Regions from separate parts of the Mus musculus genome. Here region 2 is linked to region 1. Evidence: chromatin contacts called from ENCODE POLR2A ChIA-PET data. All regions are on one chromosome and are shown on one strand. Each heading gives the region's core, a stretch centred on a gene start or an enhancer-like site at or near the end of the contact. The rest is flanking DNA. Distances are from core to core; before and after follow the strand shown.

Region 1 (3,763 bases), core at 357-2,856:
CTACATCCTCAGTCCTGCTCCTATATTTTTTCCTAAGCTTCCTTCTAAGGTCTTTATTGGTTTATGATTTACACAGAACATTTTTTTTTCTTGTCTATAGCATGCGTTAGAGTGATCGTTGCCAGATAGAGGAAAGAGAAATGAGAGAAGAAGGTCGTTACCAGTGAAATTCCCCAGAGACATTTCTAAGTTTTCTAGGTTATCTCCTTTCCATCTCCCAAAGAAGCACGATTATTTGTTTTGATACAGTCTCTCTCTAGATCCTTGGCTGTGCTGTACTGGAACTTGCTATGTAGATTTGGCTGGCCTTGAAAACACAGAGATCACCTGCCTCTGCCTCTCAAGTTCTGGGATTACCATCATGGCTGGCAGGGTTTTTATTTTTATTCTTCAGTTAATTTTGTTGCTTGAAGCTCCAGGCATTAAATCTAGTACGTTACTTCTAATAATCAAGCATTAAGCTCAAAATCTGGCGCCCTGAAGTCAGATTACCATGCTATGCTTGCCAGTGCTCATCATGCTGTGTTACAAGAATCTTTAGGCGTTGGGAGAGACAGCTTAGGGGTTAAAAAGATTTACTGCTTTTGCAGGGGACCCAGGTTCCCAGCACCCAAGTGGTAGATCATACCTATCTCCATTCCAGGGGAGCTAATGTCTTCTTTTAATCTCCCTGGGTACCAGGCATGTCCGTGGTGGGCAGACATACATGAAGGCAAAACATTAATGATTCTTTGTTTTGTTTTGTTTTGTTTTGTTTTTGAGGTTTGGTAAACACTATATAGCCGAGGAAGAATTTGAATGTCTTTTTGAAAAAAAAATATTTTATGTATATGGGTTGTTTGGGTTGCATGTATGTATGTGCACCATGTGTGTTCTGTATCTACAGAGGGCAGAAGAGGGTTTTCAGATCCCCCTAGAATCAGAGTTTCGGACAGTCGTGAGGCACCATGTGCTGGGGATCACACCAGGTTCTCTAGAAGAACAGCTAAAGCTCTTAATCGTTTAGTCCTCTTTCCAGGACCAGACTTTGAATTTATGACTATTCTGCCTTTAACCTCCCGCCCCTCCACCCCCACCCCCCACCCCCCACCAGTGCTGAGATCCTACAGGTCTATGCATTGCCAGAAATGGAATGAACCAAGGGCCTCCTGTACAAACTGAAGTACATTCCCATCCCAGATCATCATACATTTTTGCCAGCCTTCCTTCTGCCTTGGATGGTCCAAGAGTTATTTGACTCTTTGGTACATAGTTACCACTATTAACAGTAATGTAATGAAGGAATAGAAGAACAAAGGATTCATTGAGTAGGAGTTAGTACTACATATCAGCTCTGAATTCATGAGAATAAATATAGGGGAAATGTGCAACGTACGCAAACTTATTAAAATTGTATGGCTTTGGCTTTTGAGGAACAATATCAATAGCCAATTAAATGTCAGATCTATTAGAGAGGGCTCCTAAACTGACTGGCAGAAGGCGGGGCGTGAGCCTACCCTGACCACACCCCTCGCCCTGAAATCCGCTTTTAGACCCGCCTCTCCGGCTCGGGCTGCAACGTCAATTGGAGATGTCGCTAATCCATCAGAGCATCTCGGCGTCTATTGGATGAGCTTCTGAGCCTGGTTGCGCACTTCCTGGAGTTGGGAACGCGGAGCGGACGTCGTCTTTCCGCCATTGCTCTGCGAGCCTAGCCGCTACCTGAGTGAGGGGCGACAGGTGGGTGGTGGGCGTCTGAGGCTGAGCGCAAGGTAATCGAGTGGGCCGAGCGGCCCGAGGAGCTGCGCCAGGCCCGGGTCCCGAGCGCTCAGCCCGGCTAGAGTGCAGGCCAGGGGGCTCCGGACGTGTTCCATCTGCCCCTTGTGGGCCCGGGCCTAGCTCATTAGTTTTGGCCTGCCTCTCTATCCCAGATTCTCCCGGCATGGCCGGAGTGTTTCCTTACCGAGGGCCGGGTAACCCGGTGCCCGGCCCTCTAGCCCCGCTGCCGGATTATATGTCAGAGGAGAAGCTGCAGGAGAAAGGTGAGAGGCGAACGGGAACGGCGTGCGCGGGCTCGAACGTGTAGGCGGGTTTCATTTCTTCCCTCCATAGGCAGGTCATCAGGGGTGTGCTTATTAGCAGTATTTACATTTTTAAAAATTGAGTCCAATCATTGAAAGTTTGGAAGTGCCTGTTATTTTGCAGGAGCTTATTGTGTACGTGTGTGTGTGTAAAATGCATCAATGACGATAAAACCTGTTTCCTTATAGGGTTTGCATTACTATGTAGGAATTAGACAACAACCCTCCCCAAAACATCTATAGCAAAAATATCAGGTGGTTTGGGGTAGTAAAATGGCAGGATACTTGGCAGTGAGTATTTCTCTTCACAGCATGCCGAGGGTTGCCCCAGGGCAAGAGTTAGGGATAATTAGGGTAAATGTGTGCAGCCCTTTAAGCTGAGGTGCTTTTCTAGCTCGAAAATGGCAGCAGTTGCAGGCCAAGCGATATGCAGAGAAGCGGAAATTTGGGTTTGTGGATGCTCAGAAGGAAGACATGCCACCAGAACATGTCAGGAAGATCATTCGAGACCATGGAGACATGACCAACAGGAAGTTCCGTCATGACAAAAGGGTCTATTTGGGGTGAGTAACATCCCAGGATAATATCATATGGAGTTTGACTTCTTTCCTTCCTCTGCCCCTTCATTGACAGTGCTGGATAGAGGGACTAGCATTTGGAATGTGACTTTTTAACTGAGACAGTTTCCCTGTGTGGGCATTTTTGCCCTGGATTTAGCTCTGTAGACCGGGCTGCCCTTTAACCGATAGGGATCCCCATGCCTCTGCCTCCAAAGAGCTGGGATTGAAGGCAGATGTCACCGTGTCCAGCATGGAACATGGCTCTAGGCTGTACATAGGATGACTGTAGGAGTAAGGCTAGGACCACTGGGATTCTGTGATAGTTTCCAGATCGTCTACCTATGCCATTGATTGTTTTGCTTTGCCCTGCTGGTGTTGTTGTAAAATGTCTGGTATTGTGGAACTGTTTGAAGCTCAAATTAAGACACTAGGCATTCTGGATGCCTCTTTGGTCACTATCATTCAGAGGTTTAGGATAGTTCATTCCTGGGGTCGCTCTTTTACTGTTAATTCTTCCACCTCAAGCTGCAGAGATTCTTAACATTCCATTTGGATACAAAAATTTGGCCTGTTAATTAATTGATGTGGGGGAAGCCTTGGAAGTTTTTTTGTTTTGTTTTGTTTTTGTTTTTTTTCCTTTTTAAAGATTTATTTAATTCATTTATATGAGTGTACTGTAGATGTCTTCAGACACACCAGAAGAGGGCATCAGATCCCATCACAAATGGTTGTAAGCCACCATGTGGGTGCTGGGAATTGAACTCAGGACCTTTGGAAGAGCAATCAGTGCTCTTAACTGCTGAGCCATCTTTCTAGCCCCACCTTGAGAGTTTTATTGCAAAAAATAATTTCTTAGCCAAAAAATAATTTCTTAGCCAGGCAGTGGTGGTGCACGCCTTGAATCCCAGCACTCGAGAGGCAGAAGCAGGCTGATTTCAGAGTTCAAGGCCAGCCTGGTCTACCGAGTGAGTTCCAAGACAGCCAGAGCTATATAGAGAAACTCTGTCTTGAAAAAACCATTAATAGAAATAACAATACATGATGTGAATAAAAGTACGACGGCAAAAAAAAAAAAAAAAGAAATAACAATAACAACAACTTCTTGCCGGGCAAGGTAATAGCATACGCCTGTAACCCCAGCAC
Region 2 (4,004 bases), core at 1,046-3,545, 45 kb after region 1:
ATGGTCCAGTCAGTTGGGGAACTTGAACTTTATCTTGAAGAACAAGGTAAAGAGTTTCTGCGGGATCTAGCAATAGGTCAGGTTTATCAAGGTCAGGTTTACATTTCCCACAATTCACTGCGGGGTAGATATGTGATGCAGAGATTGATGGATGAGTAGTTGTGTCCCAGGGACAGAAATGGGCAGATAAGATAAACAGGACACCAGGTTATCCTGGTGCAGTGGGGGCAGGGGAGGGGCAAGGCTCACAGTAGATAACATTAACTATTGTGTTAAATGTTTAGTTCACAGTGTCTAACATCATTACATGTTAGTAGCTCAGTAGGGTGCCTTTGAGCCCCCTAGCACGAGGCGGCAGAGGGCAGCCTGGATTACATAGCCAGTTCCAGGATGGCCAGAGCTACATAGTGAGATCCTGTCTCAACACTTCCCCAGACACACACACAGACACACACAATCTGAGGGAGAAGGGGGCACTATTTATTTGAAGAGGGGGAGGGAACATTTTAGATATATGTCTGGAGAAGGTCCTCAAGCAGATTGCTTAGGAAAAGGATTGAAGGGCTTAATCTATTGGCAGATAGTAGGTCCAATTTGGAGCTTATGAGATTTCTGCACAGTAGGTCATCAGGCCCCCAAACCCACCAGCAAGCCTAGACCAAGTCTGGGAGAGCATGCACTAGCAGAATGGCTGGCGAAGGTTCTGGGCACCAGGGGGCGCACTCGAGCTGAGGGAAGCTGAGTCAGGCTGCTGGGGACACCCTTAGCTCTAAAGCAAGCCGGCTCTTGAAGTGTGGAGAATCTGAGGGATACCGAGTGTTTTCTGAGGGGAGGTTAGTGCCTCTCGTCAGGGAGACTCGGACGGACAGCCAAATCTTTCGTGCTGAGGCTCCATTCCACGTCCAAGCAGGTCCTCAGAGCAGCGCAGCTCCGCTGATGATACAGAAAGGACGGAGCTCTTTGGACCCCTAGTGATCTATCGCGCTCTCCAAAGTCAGACTTAGACTAACTAGGTGCTCGGGATTGCTCACAGCATGAAGAAGGGTGGACGAGAAAGTGTGCCAGCCACATGAAAGAGTCGTTTGGGAAAGTGGGAGGGCAGGGCATGCCAAGGTGACCGGCCTGAACACTGACCGGTCTCTGAAGGCACCGAGAAAAGAGGGCGCGGGATGGGGATGGCGACAACTGGAGGACCAGGGGCTCTTAGTCCAAAATCCTGACTACAGACCCTTAAGGGACACCGATTAAAGACCAGGCAGGAGGCACCTGATTCCAGGCAAGGACCCGGTGAGTCGGGAGATCTAGCAGGGATGCGGTAATTATGCCACGACCTGGGTCGGGGTGTTCTGATACCCGTAGACAGCGCCTGGATAGGACAACGGGGGCTAGGCAGCGAGGAGCCCGGACACAAAGCCCAAGGAGCAGGCCGGGAAACAGCACAAAAGGGCGGTAATGGCCTGCGGAGTTGGAGCATCCGGCCCTGGTTCTCTCCGGGCGAGAACGGTGGTCTATACTGCGGGCCGAACCGCACGGTGCTTGGAGCCCAGCTCGCTGTGGACCAAGACTCCCTGAAACGCTGACCCATGAACTTGACAAGGAAGAGGGCAACGAGAAGGGCGTGGGGCGATGCCCGCGGCGGTCACCGGGTCGAGGGGCACTCCAGTTTAACTGGGTAGAGCTGGGCCTGCCCGAGCCGCCCCCCAGCCCCCCCATTCCTCTTGTTTGTCTCCAAGTCCGGCCGGAACCGGCTTCTGCTCGCCGGGGGGCGGGTGGGTAGCTGCTGATTGGCCGACGCCTGTTTCCAGCCCCACTCAGCCAATCAACGGGCGGCAGTGTTTTTCATCTTAGGATAGGAATAAAAGGGCTGGAAATAAAGGGGACAGAAAAGGCGCCGGGCGGGCCCGATACACACTGGTAGGAGCCGGGTGAGCTGGACTCCCAGGATCCGGGTCTCAGACGAGGGTGCGAGAACCTGAAGCCGCTCGCAGGCAGGGGTTGGAGGGAAGGTGCATACTTGTCAGAGGGACGACACCGGGAGGGAGACGTAACGAAAAAGGCCAGGAGGACAGAGGGACGGGATCCGCTTCTATGGAAACGGGCTAATCGCCGGGGTAACAGCCCGACACGGGGGTCGCGCGGTTGGCTCGCGCCGCCGGTTTGAACCGGCTTCGCCTCTCCCATGCGGGGTTCGCGTGGCGGTAGCGCCTAGCGACCTAAACACTAACCAATGGCGCGGCAGTTCCTGTGCGGTCCCGCCAATGAAAGCGCCGTGGGCGGGCCGTTTCGGGGCTCCCTGTGCTGATTTTGTGGTTGAAGGAACAAGCACTAAGGAAGGGTCTCGAGTGCGGGCGGGCGGGAGCCTGTCAGGGTCCCTGGGAGTGGCAGCTCTCAGGTGAGCCTCTGCTCAGGTGACCTTACTACGAGCTGCCTCCCTTTCCGGCCCCCAAAGTGGCTGTTCAGTCTTGCTTGGGATCAGGACCCGCTCCACGTCCTTGAGCATAATTAGCCCTTTTCCAGCTGCCATGCCTCAGTTTACCTCCGAGTGAACTAAGGGAGAAGCCTTTCCTCTTGGCCAGCGGGGCTCCACTGTGGCCTAAGGTAGCGTTACCAGGTAGCTGCGGGTACGGGGTGGCCCAGGTCCCTGACAGGGCTAGGGTTCTTTTCTTTTGCGGCGGGCACCTATAGCCTGGGCTGCAAGGGACTGACAGGCTGTGCGCCAGCGGCTACACGGGTTGGGTAGAGCCACCGCTGAAGCTGAGGTCTGCGCGCAGGTGTCTGCAGAACCGGAGCCCGACCACCGCCACACCGCACCATGGCGCCCACCCTGGCCACTGCCCATCGGCGCCGCTGGTGGATGGCCTGCACCGCTGTGTTGGAAAACCTCCTTTTCTCCGCAGTCCTCCTGGGCTGGGGTTCGCTGCTCATCATGCTCAAGTCCGAGGGCTTTTACTCCTACCTGTGTACGAAGCCAGGTGAGATGGGCGCCTCGGTCGGGGGCAGGTTTCTGGAGTGGGTCTTTGGGAGAGGGCGGTTGGTGGTGAAGATGTAAGCCAGCTATGCCTGCTTGCTGCACAGCGCCTCTAAGTGCCAAAAAGCCCATTTGATCCTCATCCAGCTCTCTGGGTGCGTATCATTATCATCGTCCCTGTTTGTGGATGGAGAAACTGAGGCTGGGACAAGTCTTCCATTTGCCCAAGCTGTAGACTAATAGACTAATAGACTCCTGCGTGCAGTCAGGAACGTTGCTGGCCTTCTGGTCTTCCAGGGCCTGCAGCATTGCTTGCCTTGCAAAAAAAAAAAAAAAAAAAAAAACATGTGTAAGAAAGAGGAACTCTCATAGGCCGGGGTGCAGCAGGAGAGAGGAAGTGGCTTCGCCTCCACCCGAAGGAAGGTTCATCTAGACCTACATGTTTTTAAGTCAGGCCATTATGGAGTCCCCTTAAAGGCTTGCCAAGATAGAATTTCTTGTCTATTTTTGCTGCTTTATGATTCTCCAAAGGCCATTTCCTCTCCTGAACTGTGAGAACATCTCAGTGGCTTTCAAAACATCGTAGGGAGGAAGAGGAAGGGAGACAGTGGTAGAAGGATGCTTAGACTCTCCAGGACAGACTGCAGGCAGGCTGAGGCTGGCCCACACTACCCCCACCCTTCCTTCTGCCACTCCTGTCTTCATACCCTGGTTGCTGTAGGGTCATCAGTGGGGCCGAGTCAGCTGCCATCCTCTCCCCTTCTTAGGCATCCTTGGTAAGAACTGCTTCTTGCCTTTGTCTCTTGTCTCTGCCCCACCCCGTACCCAGGCTTGACTCTGTAGGTCACTGCTGGCATGTCTTTTTTATTTCTAGAGTCCTATTCATTTACTTTTTTACTTTAAATTTTTTCTTACATTTTTTTATTCATTTATGGGGGCCACAGAACTGGATGACTGACAGAGGACTGCTGTCGATGACAGAGGACTGCTGTCGATGACAGAGGACTGCTTTTGGTTGTTGACACTCTTTTTCCAC

The links. ChIA-PET counts read pairs that join two places held with the same protein, here RNA polymerase II (POLR2A).
Region 2: POLR2A ChIA-PET joins it to region 1 with 12 read pairs in embryonic stem cell. The contact joins the promoter of Slc43a2 here to the promoter of Prpf8 in region 1. POLR2A ChIA-PET finds 5 or more read pairs at or near these places in 3 of 5 experiments (Patski and embryonic stem cell).

Annotation. Positions count from the first base shown.
Region 1 is chr11:75,485,171-75,488,933 of GRCm38, forward strand. It overlaps Prpf8 (pre-mRNA processing factor 8), which reads left to right and starts at 1,607. Exons shown (of 42, transcript NM_138659.2): 1 at 1,607-2,021; 2 at 2,455-2,623. The coding sequence starts at 1,922.
Region 2 is chr11:75,529,817-75,533,820 of GRCm38, forward strand. Slc43a2 (solute carrier family 43, member 2) reads left to right here and starts at 2,296. Exons shown (of 14, transcript NM_001199283.1): 1 at 2,296-2,598; 2 at 2,772-2,972. The coding sequence starts at 2,813.